Linked DNA regions of Mus musculus: region 2 is linked to region 1. The links are chromatin loops, found by intact Hi-C in ENCODE. Cell type or tissue: left cerebral cortex. All regions are shown on one strand. Each heading gives the region's core, and the rest is flanking DNA. Links, peaks and the distances in the headings are about the cores only. Region 1 holds the start of Tpbgl (trophoblast glycoprotein-like). Region 2 holds the start of Chrdl2 (chordin-like 2).

Region 1 (10,304 bases), core at 748-8,747:
AAGATGGTGTCAGATCCCCTGGATCTGGAGTTATAGGCAGTTGTGACCCCAATGTAGGTTCTGGGAACCAAACTGGTATCACTGGAAGAACAGTAAGTGCTCTTAACCCTCGAGTCATTTCTTCAGCCTCCTCTTCCTCCTCTTCCTCCTCCTCTCCCTCTCCCTCTTCCTCCTCTTCCTTTGAGATTTAATTGGAAAACTTTTTGAATGTTATTTATATGTCTGCTGTGCCCATTTGCATGCATATGCATGAATATGTGGGTGTCTGAGGAGTCACACAAGGGTGCTAGGTCCTTGGAACTGTCGTGAGCACCTGCCCTGGGTGCTGGGATACAAACTCTGGTTCTCTACAAGAGCAGCAAATGAGCTCAGCTACGGAGCCACCTCTCCAGCCCCCACTGTTGTGGTTGTTTGAGGTCTCATTCTGGCCTAGGATGTCCTCAAACTTGTGGTAGTTCTCTTGCTTTGTCTCCCAATAGCCAGGGTTACAGGCGTGTGCCACCGTGCCTGGATTTCCATATAACTGTTATTATTTTTAATTTCTCCCTTGTGATTATTTGATAGTGAGTCCTTTTACATCAAACTTTCCCAGTTTAAATGGTCAACTCAGGACCTTCCCTAACATTATGTGCACGAATGGCTACAATCACAGTGACCCTGTATGGCACCATCTGGACTTGGGACAGCAATAAGATTTGGTTTTTTCATATGAGCCCTGTGCTCAGCGGGTGCCAGCAGAGCAGATGCAGGAGGGTGGAAGGAAAGTCGGGGCCTTGAGCTCAGGCGTCCAGAATCAGCCCCCTGCTTCTCTCATGGAAGACATAGCCCCCAGCACAGCTGCTACCTCCAAGAAACCAGGTCAGAACTCCAGCAACTTATTTGAAGCTGCTGCAGGTGGTGTGTGTGTGTGTTCCGCGTCCTTCTCCTGGCCCTACCCCCGCTCCAACCATGGGCTTTCTTTTTTCCTCTCTAGGCCTTCATGGTTCAGCTTGGCTTCCGGAACCAGTATCGTAGGAATAAGAGGATGCTGAGTTCAGAGATGATGATCCTGGCAAGTACCCACACTCAGGGCAGACCAGCGACAGGGTAGCTGTGGTGTAGTCTGGAACCTGAATGGGTTAGGCTCCACTCGAGTAAACTGAGCTTCCATCTCCACACCCATCCAAGGAAGAGAGAGTTGCAAGCCACTTATCAGTACCCCCTGGAAAAGCTGCCCAGTAGGATGCTGAAGGAAACGGGTGGACTCACGGAGGAGGGAGGAGGAGTTCAGAGCACAGCATTGTTAACTCCCCCCCACACCCCCCCCCCCCACGCACTTCTCAGGGCCTGGGGAAGTCCAGGCCAGTAAATTAGGGCTAAGCATCTGCCAGGCTGGTTTAATGAAAGACGGAGATGGGCTTCAGTGAGTGCACGTCTTCAGAGATCAAAGGCCAGCTCGGCCTCAATGGAAGGAAGATGAAGCTGCAGAGAAGCAAGGGAGTCTACCGGACAGTGTCAGCCTGGGCTAGAAAGAGAGCGGTCAGGTCAGCAGCATTCTCGGCACAGTGAAAACTCACCCAATATTTTGGTCCAAGGGTTCAAGTGACCGGGAAGAGAAGTGCTTAGTTCGGATTCAGAGTCCTCAGACTCTGTCCTCAGGCTCATGCCTGGCCGTCTCCGGCTCTCATTCCAGATCTGAGGGCACCCGTAGGCTCAGGGTCACCGACACGAAAGGCTTCTCATAGAGAACTTTTTGAAAGGCAATTTCGCACTGCTTACGGGTCACAGCAGCCTGGGAAGGCTGCCACGTCTCTCCAAGTGCGCAGCGGGTTCATGTCTACCACACTCTGACAGTTACACCCACATTCCCCCATCCCTGCCTGCTCACTGCCCTACCTACTCTGTAAAGGGACATCCCAGAGATGGCTTCTTCCCTATCACTCCATCCGTGCTGTCCCCATACCCTGGGCCTCTGCCCACTCCTCACTCATAGCAGCTTCTGGGAGAGGCTTTAGGCTCAGTGAATGGTATCAGGTCAAGGTGGCCCATTCCTGGAGTTACAGTACTAGGGAGGATAAGACTGTAGGGTCTTAAATTCAAGGGCAGTTTGGGCTACATAGCAAGACCCTGTATGAAAACCAACCAAACAAAACACAAACCAAGGGCTTGAGGATGTAGCTCAGTGGTACAGTAATTGTAAGTATCTGGATTTGACCCTCCAGGATTGCAGAAACCAAATAGAATAAACCCCAACTCAGCTCAAATGCTACTTCATCTATGCAATCCTTTTAGGCTAGGTCAGGGGCTCTTTCTCTGGCTCTCAAAGTTTCCTGCGATCTCTTTTTTCCTAGACCTTGATCAAATGTCTCCGCTCTGGGTCATTAGCCTCCTTGGGACTGGCAGAGCTGTATTAAGTATAGGCTAAATGAACGGCTAGATTTGCAGAGGAGGAAGACTGCGGATATGGACTGGAAGATTGCATAGCAGACCAGAGCTAGGTTCTAATGCTGTCCATAAAAGTCACAAAGGCAAAACCCCACTTCATATACTGTAGGCCTTCAATTGATTTTTTTTTAAAAATCTGTTGATATTTTGTGGCTCAGTAAAACTAAGTTCTTAGGACTTTGCAGAGAATCAAAAGTAGCAGTACATAAAAGGTCCACTTGTTTGCTGGTAGTGACCCCACAGCCAGCAGCACGTTTTATTTGTCAGAATTCACTGCAGTCAGAGACTACGTAATTAGAGGCTACTCTTTTAGTACTGTGATCTGTTGAGAGGTAGTTTTCTAACCTGCATAAGACCATCACCATTCTCTCCTAGAGGATGGACAGGGTACATGCTGATGGTCACTGACAGATGCTCACGAAAAATGGTGGGGGTGGAGAACAGATACAGCATCTACTCGGGAGGGGAAGGCAAGGAGACAGCTCACTGTGTCCCACTGAAGACAACAGAGGCTTTCCATGGCACTAGGACGGCCCTTTCAGTGGTTAGAAGCCACACATTCTAGACATATGTGACTCTGAACTTCTAAAACACATGCCGGAATTCTGCCCCATGGTTCTAGGGCTCTGAGACCCTCAGCAACCAACACTAGGAATACCGAGGTCAAAGGTGAGCACCATCCTTCAGCCTAAAGCCTGTCTCCCCAAATCACCTTTATTAGGGGGCCACTGCCCCTGCCCCACTCTGGCAAAAACAAACAAACAAACAAACACAAAAACCCAAACAAAACAAAACAAAAATGCACAGCCTGGCACAGGAGGCACTAGCAAGCAGATAGGTCCACAGCAGCCAATGGCCCCTTAGACAGTTTCACCCCAATAAAATGCCTCTCCTTTATAGCTGTCCTCCTTCCCAAGAGGCTCATCTGAGGCTAGGTTCGTCAGTCTTTCTTTCTCCCTTTCAGTGACCCACCCCACATAAAGGATAGAGGGTGTAAAGCAAGCATAAGATCTCATGCTGGCTGTGGATAAGCCCGTTTCAGACCATTAAAAAGCAGGCTGGAGAATGACGGAGAGCACCCCCACCCCCTGTGTCTAGCCTCAGTCTTGCTATGTGTACTCACAGCCTGTTTCTTTTTCCCACATCTCCAGAGAGTGCATAAGGGCCACTGCCCCAAATGGCCACCTCTTGTCACCTTTCACGCCCACCAATGCCCCAAGGTCAGTAGGACAAACACAGAACCACTTACAAGAGCAGAGAGCATCGGAGATTATTGCAGACTTTATAGAAAACAGCCCAAGGGAGGTCCAGATTTCTCAGTTGAGGATGGGGACAGCGGGCCTCAAGCCGATATACAGAGGAGGAAGACCTTCCTGTGCAGAGGCAGCACAGGCCTGCCATTCTGCCTGACTTAGGGTGAGAGGCAGGGAGGCAGTTCCCCCTCACTCACCATTGTGCTTTGGGATCATGCAGAAGGCAGGGCACTGAGGCCATGACCTTGACCAGGAAAGCTTTCCACTGAGACTGAGACAAGAGGTCAGACTCCATCCCCTTCCAGAAGGCATGAGAGGTGGTAGCAAGGAGTTCCCAGGGGAGGACCGTGTGGATGGTGAAGCACAGAGCACAGATGGGCAGCAGCTCCAAGCCTCACGTTTCCAGACAGACCAGTGGCCCTGGATTGGAGACCCTGCTCACCCCACCTGCTCCCTTCCTCCCTCAAGTCTGCCTATATGCTATGGGGGTGCTTTTACTTGTCCTGCAGGATGGGAGAACATCTCCTAGGAGGGCAGTGGGTAGCACCCCACCATGGGGGAAGAGCCCTCTCTGGCCCCTGGTCAATGAATGGTAAAAGTGCCAGCGATGGATGTCAAGGGGACTGAGAGCCTAAGACTTGGGCCAGGGCATGAAAGTGACTGGGGTGAAGAGCTGACTTTTAGATGGAGGACAAACTCTGTTGGGACATTAGAGCCGCAACAGAAAGGCTAAGGCTTGGATTCTACACCAAGCCTTCCTTGCCCCTGGCATGAAAGAGACAAGGCCGGAGCTGAAACCCAGCCAAGAGCAAGGAATGGAAGGGCCTGAGCTAGAACCAGGGTATGAAGCAAATCAGATTAGAGGAGACCACTGAAAGCCTTCAGATTTGGGTTACATGATGGAGAGCCCAGAGTTCTGAGGTGGGACAAAAAGCTCAAACTTCATAAAAACCTTCCAAAGAGACCAGAAGGGTAGACCCCCCCTCCCCCCAGAACTCTGAGAAAGGGACTGAGGTCTTCTACCCTGGAGCAGGGGTCAGTGCAATCTAGCCAGGGTGTCTGGCTTAAAGCATATAGAAAGGTGGAGAAAGTGCTAGAGATTTCAAAATGGAAGAGCAGGATCTTTGGGTGAGCCTGGACAGGGAGAAGGAATTTCAATTTCAATGGTCCAGTAAGGACCGGCAGGCAGGATTTGTTTCTGAAAACAGATTTCTGGGTTTTTGATCTGGAAACTCTAAGGCCAGGGAAAGAGTACACCTTGGAATTTCTGTATGGGAGAGATACTACGATTGATCCAAAGGTCTCAGAGATCCAAACTCGTAAGTGTGTTATCTCCGGGGCCCAGGCCAGGCAGAGAAAGGCTGCATGGCCCAAGTAAAGTCATCAGCTGATAGGAACAGCCTCCCACTAGGGAGGTGATGCTCAGAGACCCGAGCCTGGAGAAGTGGCCCGGGAGCCGGCAGGGGCGGCCGGAGCAGGCGCGCGGCGTGGGTCTGCATCCTGCTCGTAGCGGTAGTGGTAGCCCTCCATCTGATCTCTGCAGGCCTCGCGCAAATTGTGCATCCAGCGTTGGATGCCGCGGCGGTTTAGGTAGAGCACCATGAGGAAGATGAGGCCGATGAGTGCCAGCACCAGCCCGAAGAAGACGTAAGAGGCTTCCAACTCCGGGCCGGCGACGTCTATCCCTTCCCCGCTCTCGTGTGCATCGCCGTCGGAGCAACCTAGTCGCGCCTCGTCCAGGTCTATCAGAGGCCGGTCCAACAGTACGCGCGGGGAAGCGCAGCGCAGGCGGCGCGCGTCGGGTACGCGCTCGGTGGCGTTGTGCAGCCAGGCCAGCAGGGGGCGCGAGGTGCACCCACAGCTCAGTGGGTTGTCCGCCAGCAGCAGGCGCGGCTGGGGCAGGTCGCCATCGCGCTCAAGCGCGCTCAGCTCGTCCGGGCCCAGGCCGGCCAGCGCGTTGACACGCGCATCCAGCTGCTCCAGGCGGGGCAGGCGCAGCGCGGCGAGTGGCAGGCGGCTCAGCGCGTTGCCTACCAAGCCCAGCAGGCGAAGCTCGGCCAGGGGGGCCAGAGCGGCGTCCAGTGCATCCAGCATCCCGGGGCTGCCTCGAGCCAGCGCGTGATTGAGCTGTAGTGAGCGCAGCGCAGGCAGCCCGCGAAAGGCGCGGTAGCCCAGGGCGCGTAGCGGGTTGTGGCTTAGGTCGAGTGCCGCCAGGCTGGGCAACCCGTCGAAGGCACCGTCCTCTACTACCTCGATGTTGTTGTGTGTGAGGCGCAGCGCGGTAAGGAGCGGTAGGCGCACGCCGTCCGTCGCCCCCTCGCCCCCTCCCGCGAAGGCTGCGGCGCGCAGCACGGTCAGGTTGGCGCCCACGATGGTGAGGTTGCGCGCGTCGGGTGGCACGTCCCGGGGCGGCTGCCGGAGCTCCGCGCCCGACGCGCAGCGCAACATTAACCGGGGGCTGCCGAAGCAGTAACACTGGAAGGGACAGGGCGCGGCGGGCCGGCTCAGCGCCGCCGCCAAGAGCAGCAGCCCTGGCAGCGGGCTCCAGAGCCCCCGCTGTCCCGCGCGCGGGGCCATCGCGGCCGTCCCCGCATCCAGCCCCCGGCCCGCAGCGCTCACCAGTGAATTGGGAGCGTTTGGAGATGATGGGATGGGGGTGGCACGGGAAGGTGGCTGTGGGCTAGACCTTGACCCGGAGCAGCTGACAGTTCCGACCGGTCCGTCCTCCAGCTTGTAAAGTCCGAGGAGCCTTCACTTTGATGGCTGGGGGCTACAGGGGTCAGGCGGGGAGCGGAGCCCCCCGCCCTCGCTGCCCTCGTCGCCCTGCGCTCCGGCCTCCGACTTCCGCGGCTGTTCCGGGCTCCGAGCCGAGTGGGCAGGGTTTGCCTCCCCCTCCCCGCCTCCTGGCCGCCTCCTCCGCCCCCAGCGGAGTCTCCGCACCTCCTCGCAAGGGAGGCGGGGTGGGAGGCTCCGGAGATGCAGGCTTAGGGCCGCTGCGCTCTCTTGCTCCCCTGCTCTCTAGTTCACGAGCTGCTGAGAAGTTTGGCTCCCCAAGCTCTGACTTGCTTCTTTCCCCACCCCCTTCGTTTAGGCAGCTTCTTTCCTCCTCCCTCCGAAGCACACGTGGGGCGGGGCCCTCAGGGCTGACCTGGCAGGTGGATCTGTGCACCCAGAGAAGGTGGGAGAGTTTAGAGCTGTCCCTAGAAAAGGAGGCAGGGCTGAGGGGTGGGCTGACAAAGTTACTCTTCTTGTAGTCAAGGAAAGGAGCTGTGCTAAGGGAGCGAGCCTGGAAAATCCCTAGCCTTGGATGTCTCCTTTGCGAACCCAGTTCCCTTAGGCTGTGTCTAAAACTCTGCAGGTCCTGTGTGTCCAGTCTTTTATCGACCCTCTTCTATGTTCTAAAACACCCTCTGTCCCCACATCTCCCGCGCCCTAATTCAGGCTGCTCTGCCTCTGCCAAGACCACTCCCATTGGTTCCACCTTTCAGGCTGGGCCCCTCCTAGGCTCAGGGAGCGGTGGGTGGAGTGATTCAGCTCTTTGCTTGCCCACCCCGCCCCAGCACTGAGTACTGCCAGGATACTGTGCCCCTTCCCCTCCAAATTGCCCTACCAGTCAATATTGAGTGGTGTGCCGGTTGGGGAGAGGGCTCTAGGAGCAGGAAAATCAGGAACTGATTTTGTAGTGGAGGGTGGGGGTGTGGTAAAATCCAGGGCTGAGGTGGGGGCTGAGCTGTTAATAGGCTTGTTTTGTTTTGTTTTGTTTTTCTTTCTTTCTGGGTTTTACTTATTTACTTTTTTTTTCCTCCAGAATTGAGAAGCTCAAGACCTGATTTAAAGAGACAGACTCCAGAGGAGGGAGCATTCCTGGTCTTGGCATGAATTATTCAGGTTGGAGAAGCTGACATTTGATCTGCAGGCCATTCGAGTATCTTACTTGGCAGAGCTGGTTGGGATAGAGGCTCCCCTCCTCCCCATAAGCATCAGTCAGTCTCTTTCTCCTGAACTGAAGACTACTGGTTGGTTTCTTCCCTGAAGTTGCATTTAGAAGATCGACCAGCAAATTGAAACCACTTTCTGAGGCATATCCTGCATTCCCTGGGTCTCAGGCAAATACCAACACTAAGGACCAGGCTGGTGATCTTGCTGGACTCCCTCAGCTCATATTGACCTAGTCCTGTCTCCATGATAACCTCCAGATGCTAGCAGATGACAGTAGTAGCTTTTAGAGCTGGACATGTCTGTATACATGGCCACCTGAGTTTACACACGTGTGCCTCTACACAAAAAGGCAAACTTTACACAAACAGACTTACACATGCCCATGTGTGGTCTATCAAATTTATTCTTACTTGGATGTGCATGCATGTGCACGGGAGGCTTGCACACAGCAGTTCCAAACAAATGTGTCTCACATAGACACATGCAGGCACATTCGTGCCTGTGTACATAGCGGCTTTGAGTGTAACCTGGTATGTGTCCATAGAGTCAGAAGCATACCAAAGTGCTTGAGTGTTCACTCACTGGGCCAACACAGGTTCAACTGCAGCCTTAGAGGGGCAGCTTGCAGACTCTTGTGAAAGTGAATGCGTACAGACGGGGCCCTCTCCTGCTCTGGACTATGTCCTTGGCCTTTGGAGGTCACAGGTACCTTTTCTCATACAGCACAAGTGCTCAAATCATGAGTGACCAGAACAGCCTGCTTCCCCCACTTAACTGCATGGAGACCTGCCTCCAGTCCCTACGGAAGTGTAGACCACTGCCAAGGCCAAAACTCCCTCTCCGGTTTTCATGGTGGCTGCCTTCTCATTGCTGCTGACTGCCTTCTCCGAGGGAGAGGGGTTACATAGTTGCAGGCAGCTTTCATTGACTGGTGTTAAACACCTCAGCTGGGGAAGAGAAGCTTAAGAAGAACGGACATCATTAGGCAAGGGGAGTCGTGTTCTCTGTGTTGTATGAATGAGGGAATTGTTGTGTTCTCTGGAAGAAGGGCTCTCTCCCTTCGGGAGTTGCCAGTGTATTATGTCCAGTAGGTATTTCAATAAATGTCTGTCTGTTTGATGCTGAGGCTGTGTTTGCTCCCTGACTCAGTCAATGGAAGTATCTGCTCTTTGACTATTTGTCTCCTTTGCAATGGTGTTTTCCTGTCTTTGTTTGGAGCTCCGTTTAATGACCAGCGTACTACAACTCTCTTGGGCTTTTTAACCATTAGTACTGGGGACTCTGGATCAATCTGATGCCTGTGTTGTCAGGACACAACTCAGGGCCCAGCATGGAGAAGGAGCCAGGGAATGAACCTTCCCTGAAAGTCTGGCTTGAGGCCAGCTTGCGGAGGATCCTTCATCTATAACTGTACCCGGAGCCCCTCACTTGGATGGTTAAGTGCTTCCTCCCAGCCAGGTTTGGAGCTCAGGTTTCCAAAGATTCTTTGCCATAATAGTCCTCTGGGCCCCAGGATTCCTCCCTCAGCAGTGTGACTGGGAGCCTGTGGGTGGTGAGCTGGCCCTTTCCATGAGCTGAGAGCTAGGCAGGCACTGCATCACATCCAGGCAGACTAACTGGCTGCTGTGTGCCTGGACCATGCTTCAGGGTTTTGGTTTGTTTGTTTCTGTTTTGAGACACGGTGTTGCTATATAGCTATGGCTGGCCTGGAACTCACTATGTAGACCAGGCTGGCCGTGAACCCACAGAGATCTGCTGGTCTCTGCCTCTCAAGTTCTAGGATTAAAGGAGAGTACCATTATGCCTAGCTTGGATTTCTGTTCTTGAGATTCATATCCTACTAGATCTCAGGGCCACTCTCTGAGCCTTGCAAGATGATTCTCCTTCCTGTGCTCAGAGTTTTCACTTAGGCCTTTTTTCTTCTTGAAAAGACCCTGCTTACTCTACACTCCATTGCACCTTGGCACACAGGGAGGTTGGTAACTTCTTTGGGGTCACCCAACAGTATCCCCTCACTCAGCAGGCACCAGCTCCTCAGAGATGCTTAAAGATCACTGAAATTCTTGAGCAAGGCTCTGTTTTCAGACCTCAGTTTTCCTATCTGAAAAAAGAAAGAAGAGTGTATATGGATAGAGGGCCTCTTAGTCCTAGACTTTTTAGATACTTAGGCATGAAAATAAGATATAACTCATTCCTATCTGTGCCGCCACCTTTATATGTGGCCTTGAACTTGACTCCATGGCAGTTAAGGCCTTAACTTGCTCAGTCATACAGTGAAAGCAACTATAAATGCTCTTGCTCTCTCTCTCTCTCTCTCTCTCTCTCTCTCTCTCTCTCTCTCTCTCTCTCTGTCTCCCTGTCTCTGTGTGCGTGTGTGCATTTGTGTGTGTATGTGTGTGTGTGTGTGTTTGGAGGAGTCCTTTTCAGGTGACTCTCTGTCTATCTTTCTTTGAGGCAGATGAAGGTGCAACCCAGCAGCCTGGTGTGATGACAGTGGGGAGGCCCAGGTCCTCTCCTTGTGCTGCCCTGGATGGGAAACTTCACTGTGGCCCTCCCCCATCCATCACTCTGTGATCACAGCCTCCCTCCTCCCCCACTGCCAGGAGACACAGGAAAATCCATAGGCCCGAGATTCATTTTCTCCGTTGAGTCAGCAGAGGCCATCCATACTCTGCTTGGGAGGGGCAG
Region 2 (10,304 bases), core at 893-8,892, 380 kb after region 1:
GACGGGGGGGGGGGGGGAGATTACTTCTTAGCAAACACTGTATCCAGGAGGGTGGAGTGGAGGAGAGCTTTGACAAGGAGAACCTAAGTCAGAGGAGGACTGGAAGGAGCTCATGTTTGTCTTCACTCTGAGAGCCCTGAGTAGGGGCTTTCTTGGTCACTGGTTCCTCCCACTGCTCACTTGGCGTGAGGAGTGCAGCCTTAACCCTGCCAGTCAGATAACCTGGAATGGGGTGTGGCCTGCCACTTCTCCATCCTTACACCTGTCCTGGTCTGAGACACTGGTAGCTGTGTAAGAGATGCTCAGGAATCAAGGTCCAAAGCCAGGACGACTGTGTTTGCCCACAGTGGCCCAGCAAGCTGTGGATGGCGCCAGCACCTTGAGTCTGCCCTCTCATTGCAGAGCCTGTGTGCTCTGGGGTGGACAGAGCTTGTTCTTTTCTTAGGGTCCTATTAGTTCAGGAGCTCACCTAACATGAGGTCTGGAGCAACAGCCTGCCCAGGCTGCTGGGGTTCTGGATCAGCGTGCTCACCTTCTGGTGAAAGGACAAAGCTCTGACCCTGGCTGTCACTGGCGCATGCAGAGCAGTGGGGCCTCGCCTGTAGAAAGAGTTCATCCTGGGCTGCTTGGTAAGTGGTAGCAGCAGTGACTCCATAGCAAAGCTACCTCTCATCTGGGGATGATGCCTAGGACCACCACCTGCCAATGGGAGATTCCAGGTACCTGAAATGGCTTTCCTCCAAAGTTGAAGTGCTTTGATGTTCCAAATCTTATTTAATCCTTTGCGACATTTGCAGGACGATATTGAAGACTTTTAAAGTAACTCAAATCATTATCTTAGTGCTGGAGAGAAAACCTTTCTCCTAGGCGCTATGTGCAAGCACACAGACTGTGTTCAAAATGGCAAGTGTCTCTGCACTCCCCCACCAAATACCCAATCCTGAGATTCCCAGACCCGTACTATGACCTTCCCCACTCAGTTTCATCTGAAATCTAACTGGGTTGGTTCCCCTTGCAGGCTGCGTACCGCGGGGAGCCAGGGGTTAAAACCCGGGGCGTCTGTGGCCCCCTTCCCCCTCCCCAGCCCCCTCGTCTCCACTCGGCGCCTTGCCTGGAGCGAAGGTTCCCAGCCCTGCACTAAAGGGGAGGGGGAGAAATGGGCTTGTTTCTCGTGGCCAATCCACGAGCTCGCGGTGCCTCAGAGGAGGCGCCAGCATTAGGGCGGCCCAGGGCTGCAGGCTTCCCGCGGCAAAGTACAAATGCGCCCGAGCGCGGCGTCTGGCGCCCGAGGCGTGCACAGCGGCAGCGCTCAACCTCCCCCGCGCCGCCACCGAGGGTCTTGTCGCCCCACCGCGCCCCAGACCCGCGCCGGACCCCGCGCCGCCGCGCCGCCGCCAGCCAGCGCCACAGGGACACTGCACCCCGGTGACCGCACCCCGCAGATCCCGGTTCTCTAGCTAGCACCTTCTCCCTCTCTGCCATAGCCTTTTTCTTCATTTCCCCAACTAATTTCTCTCTCTCTCTCTCTCTCTCTCTCTCTCTCTCTCTCTCTCTCTCTCTCTCTCTCTCTCTCTCTCTCTCTCTTCTCCTCGTCCCCTCCCCACCGTCCTCTCATCCTCACCTTAGACCTCTCCTGTCCTTGGCTCCTCTTCATCTTTGCTTTTCCGACTCCTCAAGCAGCGGTCCTACTTGGTCCTCTGAGGACTTACTTGTGTCCTTATCTCACTTTCTCCCGGCTCATCCCGGGGTTGTCTGACCTTGGGACAAGGAAGGATGGTTCCCGGGGTGAGGATCATCCCCTCTTTGCTGGGACTCGTGATGTTCTGGCTCCCGTTGGACTCGCAAGCACTATCCCGTAAGTAGAAACCAGGCAAAGTCTGGGCAGGCAGGGGAGGGATGCGAACCAGTGGGATGTACTTTGCTGGAAGATGTTAGTTAGGACCTGGGGACCCCTTAACGCTTGCATTTATCCAGGCAGCACCTGCATAGCAGGGGTAGATGTTGCTCCATGACCAGTGTGGGCTGGTGAGTCTTGGGGGGAGAAAAGTTTGGCAGAGTTTCTTTCTGGGGTGCTGCTGGGGGAAGAGCAGTGTGCATTGTGGGAAGGGACTTTACTCCCAGCAGCCTGATGTGTTGAGTGTGAAAGACGGAAAGGCTGATGAGCTCCTGGGCTGAAAGATGAACAAAGTGGAGTCCATTATCGCTTTTGATACTCACAACACTCCATGAGGTGTCATCATTACATTTAATTGATGAGTAAAATCGGCAGGGCAAAGAGAAGAAAGTTTCCGAAGCTGGTAAGCTATCCAAAGCCAAGAGTCTAATTCCAAATCCTGCCTTTACAGCGTCTGGGAGACACCCCGATGTGGGGCTGTGAGACTGGAAGGCATCGGGGCGTGGTGAAAAAAGATGAGGTTCTTCATCTTCCCAGCCTCACTGTGTGCCAGCTGATGGGTCAGACACGGAGGGCACCTCACCATCTCTTTTCTAATCTATAAAATAGGAGCCTCTTAAAGCCGTTAAATGTATTAAATGACAGGGAGCAGGCAGAGCAGCTTGTATAGAGATGCTACAAGGTGGCCTCATCAAAGTGTATCAGCTGCCTAAGCCCCCAGAGTTTCCACTTCAAACAGTAGGTTATGCAGGACCACAGCCTCTGTTTCCTAACTGCCCCTCCTTATGCTGGTGACTCCTTCTGAACCTCCCCAATAAAGAAACAGAGCCCAACAAGGACAGTAGTTTGCTCCAGGCCACCAAACTTGAAGACCCAGGTCCCCACCCCCTAGCTGACAACCTTTTCCAGGCTTGGCTCCACCTGCCAGCTCTGCTTCTGACTGGCTACTGGCTTTGTGGAGCTAGTGAGGCTAGATTCTGTCCTGCTTCTGGGAATGGAAATGTTGCATGTCTGTCTGACGTCCCCTAGCCTGTCAGTGGCATGAGAATTATGGACACCCTCATGTCTCATAAGACAACACAGAGAGCTCAGACTTGGCTTCAATTCCTGACTGCCTCTTACACCTGAGTCATTTTTCAAACTTCTGTGAACTTCAGTTTCTTCATCGGCAAACAAGAGCTACTAACCAAGGTCTAAGGATGTGGGGGAGGACTAAAGGGAGTGATGCTTTCAGATGCATACTGTCAAATATTCAGTAAATACCCCCTCCTTCCTTAAGCCCTGAGAGTTTCCTCCTAGCCTGCCTGCTGTCCACTGAAGGAGACTTAGTCTCAGAGGACTGCCATGCCTGCCCTGGACTTGACCCTGGCCCTGCAGCTTCCTTTCCAATACCATTGCCCTGGGTGAACCACTCTGATGATGGCTCAGAAGTACTCAAAGCCCCCGTCTGCCCACCATGACCACCTTCAACAATTCAGACACCTCTTCCAGAAAATTCTACCTGGTGACCAGCTCCCTTTCTGACCTCCCCTCCTCTGTGCCTCCAAGAGCCTTCCTGTCTGTTTCTGTCACTAGGTTCTTCAGTTGGCTACCTCCCCCATAAATACAGAACCCCAGACACTCAAGAAAATGACTATCACTAAAGCGAGGTGGCCTGGCATTCTGGGAGGAGCATTAAGATCCTGGTGGTGTCATGGCTGAAAGAGCTTTCTCTTCTGTGTCTACTATCGGATTATCTCCTTTCACAGTTCATCTGAAGGAGGGTCTGCTACAAGGCCACAAAGGAAGGAACAGAGACCTAGATCCTAACCCAGGTCCCGTCATTTGTTGGCCGTGGGAATTGGGACACATCCCGTATCTCTGAACCTAATGATGATTGGTGCTGTAGGTCTAAGAATTTTGCAAGTCTCCTGCTGGTATCCTATTTTAAGGTCTTGCATGAAAGCTCTTGTCTTAGGGTAAGAGAGATCTCAAGCCTGTGGTGTGTAAGAAGTCCCCTGGTGACATCCAAAGTGCTTTTACAAATGGTGCCAACAGATGGGTGTTCTTAGGTCCAAGCCAGCCACACCGTTAAGTATGTCTAGGGCAAGTGAGCCGGGGTTTTGGCATACTCCTTACCTGAAGTCCAAGGATGCTCGGTCGGCAAAGGTTATTTATTCTCTCTGGCTCTACTTCCACCTGCAGATCCATACTGAGTCCAAGCTAAGCCACACTGAGCCCTAACTGTCTGACACTCACCACTGACTGATCCCCAGTTCCACCTGAGGCTGGAGGCTCTGGCCTCATTTCTGACTGGTGCTGATCCCAGTTCCAGGTGGAGTCACATCTGTGTGGTTCCACCCTGGTCATGCATCCCCTCTGTGACCCAGAAGTGGCCACATTCCCAACTCATCTCCAGGACCTTCTCTGGTACTTGCTCCTCTCTGCACCGTGTCCTTACAAACTGCCTAACAAGCTTCATGAGTCTCTTCTCTTATCTAATGTTACTTCCAAGAAAGGGTCAGTCTCTAAGTCAGACATCAACCCTCAAGGGTGTGTGTGTTATGGGAACTGGAGCTTCAGTTCTCAGGTGGTAGAATCTCAGAGCCCAGTAGCAGGCCTGAACAAGAACGTAGTTCCTACAGGATGGTGTGGTTCCAAAGGCACAGGCACCATTGGAGCATCAGGGTCCCAGCGCTTCATCTTCCTCTGATTCCAAATGTAAGGTTCCCAGGCCTCTGTTTGCCACCTATAAGGTATGATGCTTGTCCTTAAACAGGTGATGTTTGGGGACCATGGTAGCACTGACTGTCTCTGAGATCAAGACATCCTTGCCTTCAACCTGAGTCCATGTGACTTTGGGAGTGGGCGTTGGGAGAGTGTAAGAATTCTGCCCTGTGGGGAGGAATAGATGAACAGTACCTATGAAAAAGTGCCTGGGGTGGGGCAGGTGTGGGGAAATATGTGTCATGAGATGCTTACCAATATAGAATCCTGTTCTGCTGTCCAGCTTAGTCACATCTCTATTCATCTGTCCAGATGTGCTAAACTAAGCAGAGAGCCGGTAAAGAAAGGCTTGAAGTTCAGCCTTGGGCAAGGTCCTGTGGCTGGGTCTCTAGGCACGAGCTTCTGCACCTCCCTGCTCCCACCAGTAGAGGTCTCTGCCTCACTCACTGGCTCCAAGCTGCAAGCCCCAAGACAGCTGCGCCGTTGCTCCAGCTGTTGCACCTGTTCAGGGCTGGCCTCTCAGGTTCCCTCAGCCGCCGGCTATGGCGCCGGCTCAGAGAAAGGACCTAGAATATCTTGAACTCCCAAAGAGGAGGACTGATGTGAGCGAGATGTCCCTCGGAGATGCGGCACAAAGATCAGACACCACTCTGGGTAGGACCCGAACCTGTTGCGCATTCTTGTATTCAGGAGTTCTTCATTGTGTCTCAGCCAAGTTTGTTTGCTCGTAAGTCGAAGCCGATTTCTTCTGGCCCTGTCACTTGGTTGGGCACCCCTGTCAGCGTCCTCTCCAGAGCTATGAGTTGTGGAGTCTATGCGGGGACAGAGCAGGGATCTCTGACAGGTCCTGATTCCTCCCTCGCTGGGGCTCTCTTTTTCTAGAGTAAAGGGACTGGATATGGTCTGAGTTCATAACTTTCTAGGAATCTATGGCTCTAAGTGTGTATAGTCAAGCAAAATAGAATGCAGACACTTCTCTTTGATAGGTAATAGAGATGCCCTTCCTGGCTCAGTGATTTTGTCCTTGGAAGTCCATCTGTGCTCCTCAGTGTCTGTCTGTCCAGATGAAGAGAGATATATTCAAAGAAGTGTATCCCTTTCACACAGTTTAGCCACTGAGGCCTTTCTTGTATCATTAAGAGGCAACCCTCAAGGAAAGCAAGAGCCCAGGGAAAAGCTACTGCCGAGGGAAGTGAATCTGCCTGTGTAAACAAAGGACGGCTGTATGGGGGAAGTGGGATCTGAACGCCCGCATTCCTGGGCAGTCCAGCTCACTCAGCTTTGCTGAGCTCTTGCTCCGATTCCAGACCTCACTGTCCTCTCCCTGCACCTCCGGGTATGTGTCCATGGCCTTCTCCAGCCTCCCTCGAAGCTGCTACTGGTTGTCTTTCATGATTGCTATTGGAAGAGTCTTTAGGCATCCTCTCCGCCTTTGACCTTGCCCACACTGGGCCAGACTGTAGGATGTTCTAGGAGGGGACACTTGAGATCCCCTCATAAAGATCAGGGAATGATCTGTGCCCTCAGCAGCCCCAGGCTCCCGACCTCTGGGTACACTCTGTTCTTTGGTTTGGCAGGCGGTTTGAGAGTCAGTGGCCAAGAGCTGGAAGGGGAGGTCAAAGGTTAATTCATGTCATGTGGCAAGATATACCTGCTGAAAGGGCCTTGTTCTCCTCCCATGCAATAACATTGTGTTTGTTGTTGTTAAGGAGAGAGGTTTCCAGGATTAAAGACCATAATTGGCTCTTCTGCTGTCGCTGCTCTTTCTCTCTCTCTCTCTCTCTCTCTCTCTCTCTCTCTCTCTCTCTCAACTTCATCCATCCATCCACTGGGTCACTCATGCAGCACTAACTCTATGCAGGCTCTGAACCAGGCAGAGGTTCAACATTGGTTCCTTCTTCTCACACAGTCTGGTATAGAAGACAAATCCACTCAACCCGTGTTTCTAATTGCTATGAATTCGGACAGTGTTGTGACCAAGCTTAACTCAGTCCTGAAGGTGAAGCCAGGGACCTACAGGGTTGGGGTGGCTTTGTGGAAATGGTGTCATGGAAACTGTCTTTGGAGAAGTGGGGGAGGGGCCAGCCCAACCCTGGCAGTGTCCTCCAGGCAGAGGAGACATCAGTGAGAAGACCTTGAAGTGTGATGAGCGAGAGGCAAGCAAGAGGAGGTGAGCCTGAAAACAGGGTCACCACAAACAGTAGTGATTAAAAACGTATCCGGGAGCCAGCTCAGAGACAGCCTGAGGGGGTGACCAGGGGCTATCTGGGGTCTGTCTGGCAAATATTGCCACCCAGAATTGAGACCAGATAATCTAATTCCAAATATGTCCAGTCTGTCAAAGTAAGGCGCCCAGGTATGGTCTATGAATGTGGGCGCTTCCTGTGACCTCTGACCCCCTCTCAAGGTCCTCTCTGTCCTAGTCATAGTCACTCCATCTCTGTGCCTTTGCAGGTGGCTCTGGATGCCTGTCAAGCCACTCCCCTTCTTGCTCCTTGTTAACACTTCCAAAATCCTACCTGGTGTCTCTAGTCTTCTCTTTCTCCCCACCCCCCCACCCTATACGCATACAGACACACAGACACACACACTCACACACACACATAGACACACTCAAACACATACACAGACACACACACAGACACATACACAGACACACACACACACAGAGACACACAGACACATAGACACATACACAGACACACACACACACTCACACACACACTCACACACACACATAGACACACACACCACTGTGTCCCACATCTATTTGTCTTCTTTGCGAGTCAGGCTCTAGGCCCGCTGAGTGTAAGACTTGAGCTGCTGAAGCTCCACAGATGAGCGAACCGCAGGAAGTTTCTTCCCTGTTACTAATGATAATGACACTCACTGCATGTGGTGCCAAGTGCCCTGCCGTCACTGATATGTAATTTTCTGGTCCCTGCCAGGAGCTGCAACCACTGTGATCACTTTCTGTCACTCTGCCACTTTCTGTCACTTTCATGCTGCCAGCGGCACAGGCTGCTGTGCCTGCACTCTGGCTTGCAGGGAGCTTCGAGCAACCGCCATCCTCTCCTTGATTGTTCCTCTGGGTTCTCCACCTCATATCTCACCCAGTCTGCCTTACAGCCTGCCCCCATGAAACCTACACACATGCTTCTTCCATCTGTACCTTTGCTTCCCTTTAGGTCCAGCCCTAGATTTGCTGTGGCACTAACTCGCCAGGGTGAGAGCCATTGCACTTCCCCGATCCCTTGCCCTCTGACCCTGAAGTCATCTTTCGACTCCCGAGGCCCACAGTGACACTTCTAACCCAGCTAATGCTTTCCACAGCTGGCCTTTGCCCTCTTGACTGCAAGGCATCATCGTGTGCTCCCTCCCCTCCTCCTCCGCTCTTACCCCTGCCTTCCCAGTCTCTGCACAACCTTCTGAGCCACTCTCAGCTCATCTGCCACTCTGCATCCCAAGCTGAGGTCCAGATAGGTGCTGGTGATGTTAAGGGAGGCAGGACTGGCTTGTGAGTGAAGCTAGGAGCTAGGAGCTCCGTGAACAAGGACACTTTGGAGATATGACCTCTGGGGAATTATGATATTCATGGCTAGGAGGTGCTGGAGGAGGCCCTGAGAACTCTGAAAATAAATACCAGGGGAGACAGACTGTTGAGGAAGTGTAGAGTCAGCACCCAGTTCTGGTTTTTGTCAGTGCGGTCTTAGGCACTACTTAAATGAACATATATTGTAACCTGTGTCAGACGCTAAGCATGGTGTGTATAGGAGCTGACTTAATTCTAGATTAACCCAAGACACTGTATACTACAAGTCCCACTGAACAGATGTGGACTTAGCCATGAGATGCTTAAGTAGCTTCACTCAACGAGGGCTTCAAGTAAAAGTAAGACTATGAGTTAAGCCCTGGCCACTGGGACTACAGAGGTCCTGAAAATAAGACATGCTTATGGATAGATAGATAGATAGATAGATACATACATACATACATACATACATACATACATACATACATACACACAGATACATAGATAGACACACAGATAAACAGATACACAGATGACACATACATAGATAGATACACAGATAAACAGATACATAGATAGATACACAGATTGATATAGACAGACAGCTAGAGCTGGACACAGGTGGGTGGGAAGAGAATGGTGATGGGTGAGAGAAGACTGCTAGGGCCCGGAGAGAAGGCAGAAGGCCATGGAGGACAAGGGATGGAGATGGGAAGAGCATCCTGCCTCCTTCTCTGTGGCACTCAGGCTTGGCCCCAGTGGCTCCCAGAACTTCATCCTAATACACCTTGGAGGGCCCTAGCCCCTGGGATGGATGTAGCCATCAGAATCTCAAAGAAGTGTGAAATAATCCATCCACTTCATGACCACAGCATCAAACAAGTTGATTAGAAGCTTCATGGTGTAATGAAATGTAGCCTTTTACAAACATGCAACTCCCAATAGTGAATCTTAGAAACTTGAAATCATGGATTCATAGACTACGTAGAAAACCTCTGGAGACCAGAGCCTGCCCCTGAGTATCTTCCAAATAGAGAAACTGAGGATCAGAGAAGGTAAGATGTTTCTGGACCTCACCCTGTGTGTTGGCAGCTTCAGGAGTGATTACTCCTTCCAACAGCCTTGTACGGGAGCTCCTGCTCCTGCCGAGGTCACTGGAACCAGGACGGCTGTGCTTGGCAGTCTCCTCCCCTCCTGGTTTCACATGGCCTTGGGCACGCACCTCCCTAAAGGAAGAAAGCGCTCCAGGCACCTTAGAGGGCATGGTAGGGTGGAGTATGTGGCCACCAAAGGCCTCCTGCCAGGCCCCCCACAGACCCAGCTTCTGCCAGGCATGTTGGTGGCAGGGAGGAGCCCTGACTGAGTGGCTCCTGTCCTCACACTCTGAACAGGCAGGGAAGGGAAGGCATGCCAACTGGCACAGAAGCCCAAGGCTTTAGGACCGCCTGAGGAAGGTAGGACACGGTTTCTTCAGCAACTGACTGAGACCTAAGGTGGTCACGGTGTTGCAATCAATCCTCCCTCGTGGGGGGAGGGGACTGAGGAAGAAAGACATTATTCACTCCTTGGAGAGTTGGACTGGTTCTAGCCAGCACCCCAGCTGGGCCTGGGTTCCACCCTCTGCCAGGGGAGGCTGAGAGATAAACACGGCTCATTTGATACGGGTGAGCCAGGCCAGCCAGGCATTGCTGGCTCTGGGGGATAGGACCTGCTGTTTGGTGCCACTGTCCACGGTGGGTTGGTGGGAAGCAGGTAGGGAGAAAGCTAACCTGTGTGTCCCCTTAAGTCCTCCATGGCCCACTAAAGCCCAGACTATGGCAACATAACAATGACCCCAAAGCTTTGTTCTGAGAGGTCAAGAGGGCTAAGCAGGAGCTGTGTGAGAAGCCAGAGGAAGACCAGAATTTTTCCTCTTTAAACAACTTCCTAAGGTATAGAAATGGCCTAGGAAATCCACCACCATGGAGGTGTCAGGGTGGCCCTCTTCAGCCCACCCTGGTTTGTGTATGAAAGTTCCCATGTAAGCTTTCCTTGGTTAGAGGATAGCCCTTGGTGTGAGCTTGAAAGCCTGAGGGAACAGGATTCCGAACCCCTATTTCCAAGATGCTCCACCAGAAGTTAGGAGAGAGGCCCCAAAGGCAACTTTTACATTATAGAACAGTGGCAAGCTGG

The links. Hi-C counts contacts between places; a loop is a spot of excess contacts. Peaks named below come from ENCODE experiments on the same cell type or tissue, not always from the same donor. Only the 100,000 strongest peaks of a DNase experiment are listed, where the experiment ranks them.
Region 2: it touches region 1 in a loop (1.9-fold over the local background); 2 of 42 quality-filtered maps call a loop at or near these places.

The regions. Positions count from the first base shown.
Region 1 is chr7:99,620,395-99,630,698 of GRCm38, forward strand. Tpbgl (trophoblast glycoprotein-like) reads right to left here and starts at 6,709. Exons shown (of 1, transcript NM_001195529.1): 1 at 3,673-6,709. The coding sequence starts at 6,254. The coding sequence ends at 5,100. In left cerebral cortex, for the core only: a CTCF peak has its summit at 5,514 (motif pointing right); DNase peaks (open chromatin) are centred at 5,522 and 6,621; H3K4me3 peaks cover 1,691 bases.
Region 2 is chr7:100,004,793-100,015,096 of GRCm38, forward strand. Chrdl2 (chordin-like 2) reads left to right here and starts at 1,612. Exons shown (of 11, transcript NM_133709.3): 1 at 1,612-1,855. The coding sequence starts at 1,774. In left cerebral cortex, for the core only: a CTCF peak has its summit at 5,031 (motif pointing right); DNase peaks (open chromatin) are centred at 1,210 and 5,036; H3K4me3 peaks cover 604 bases.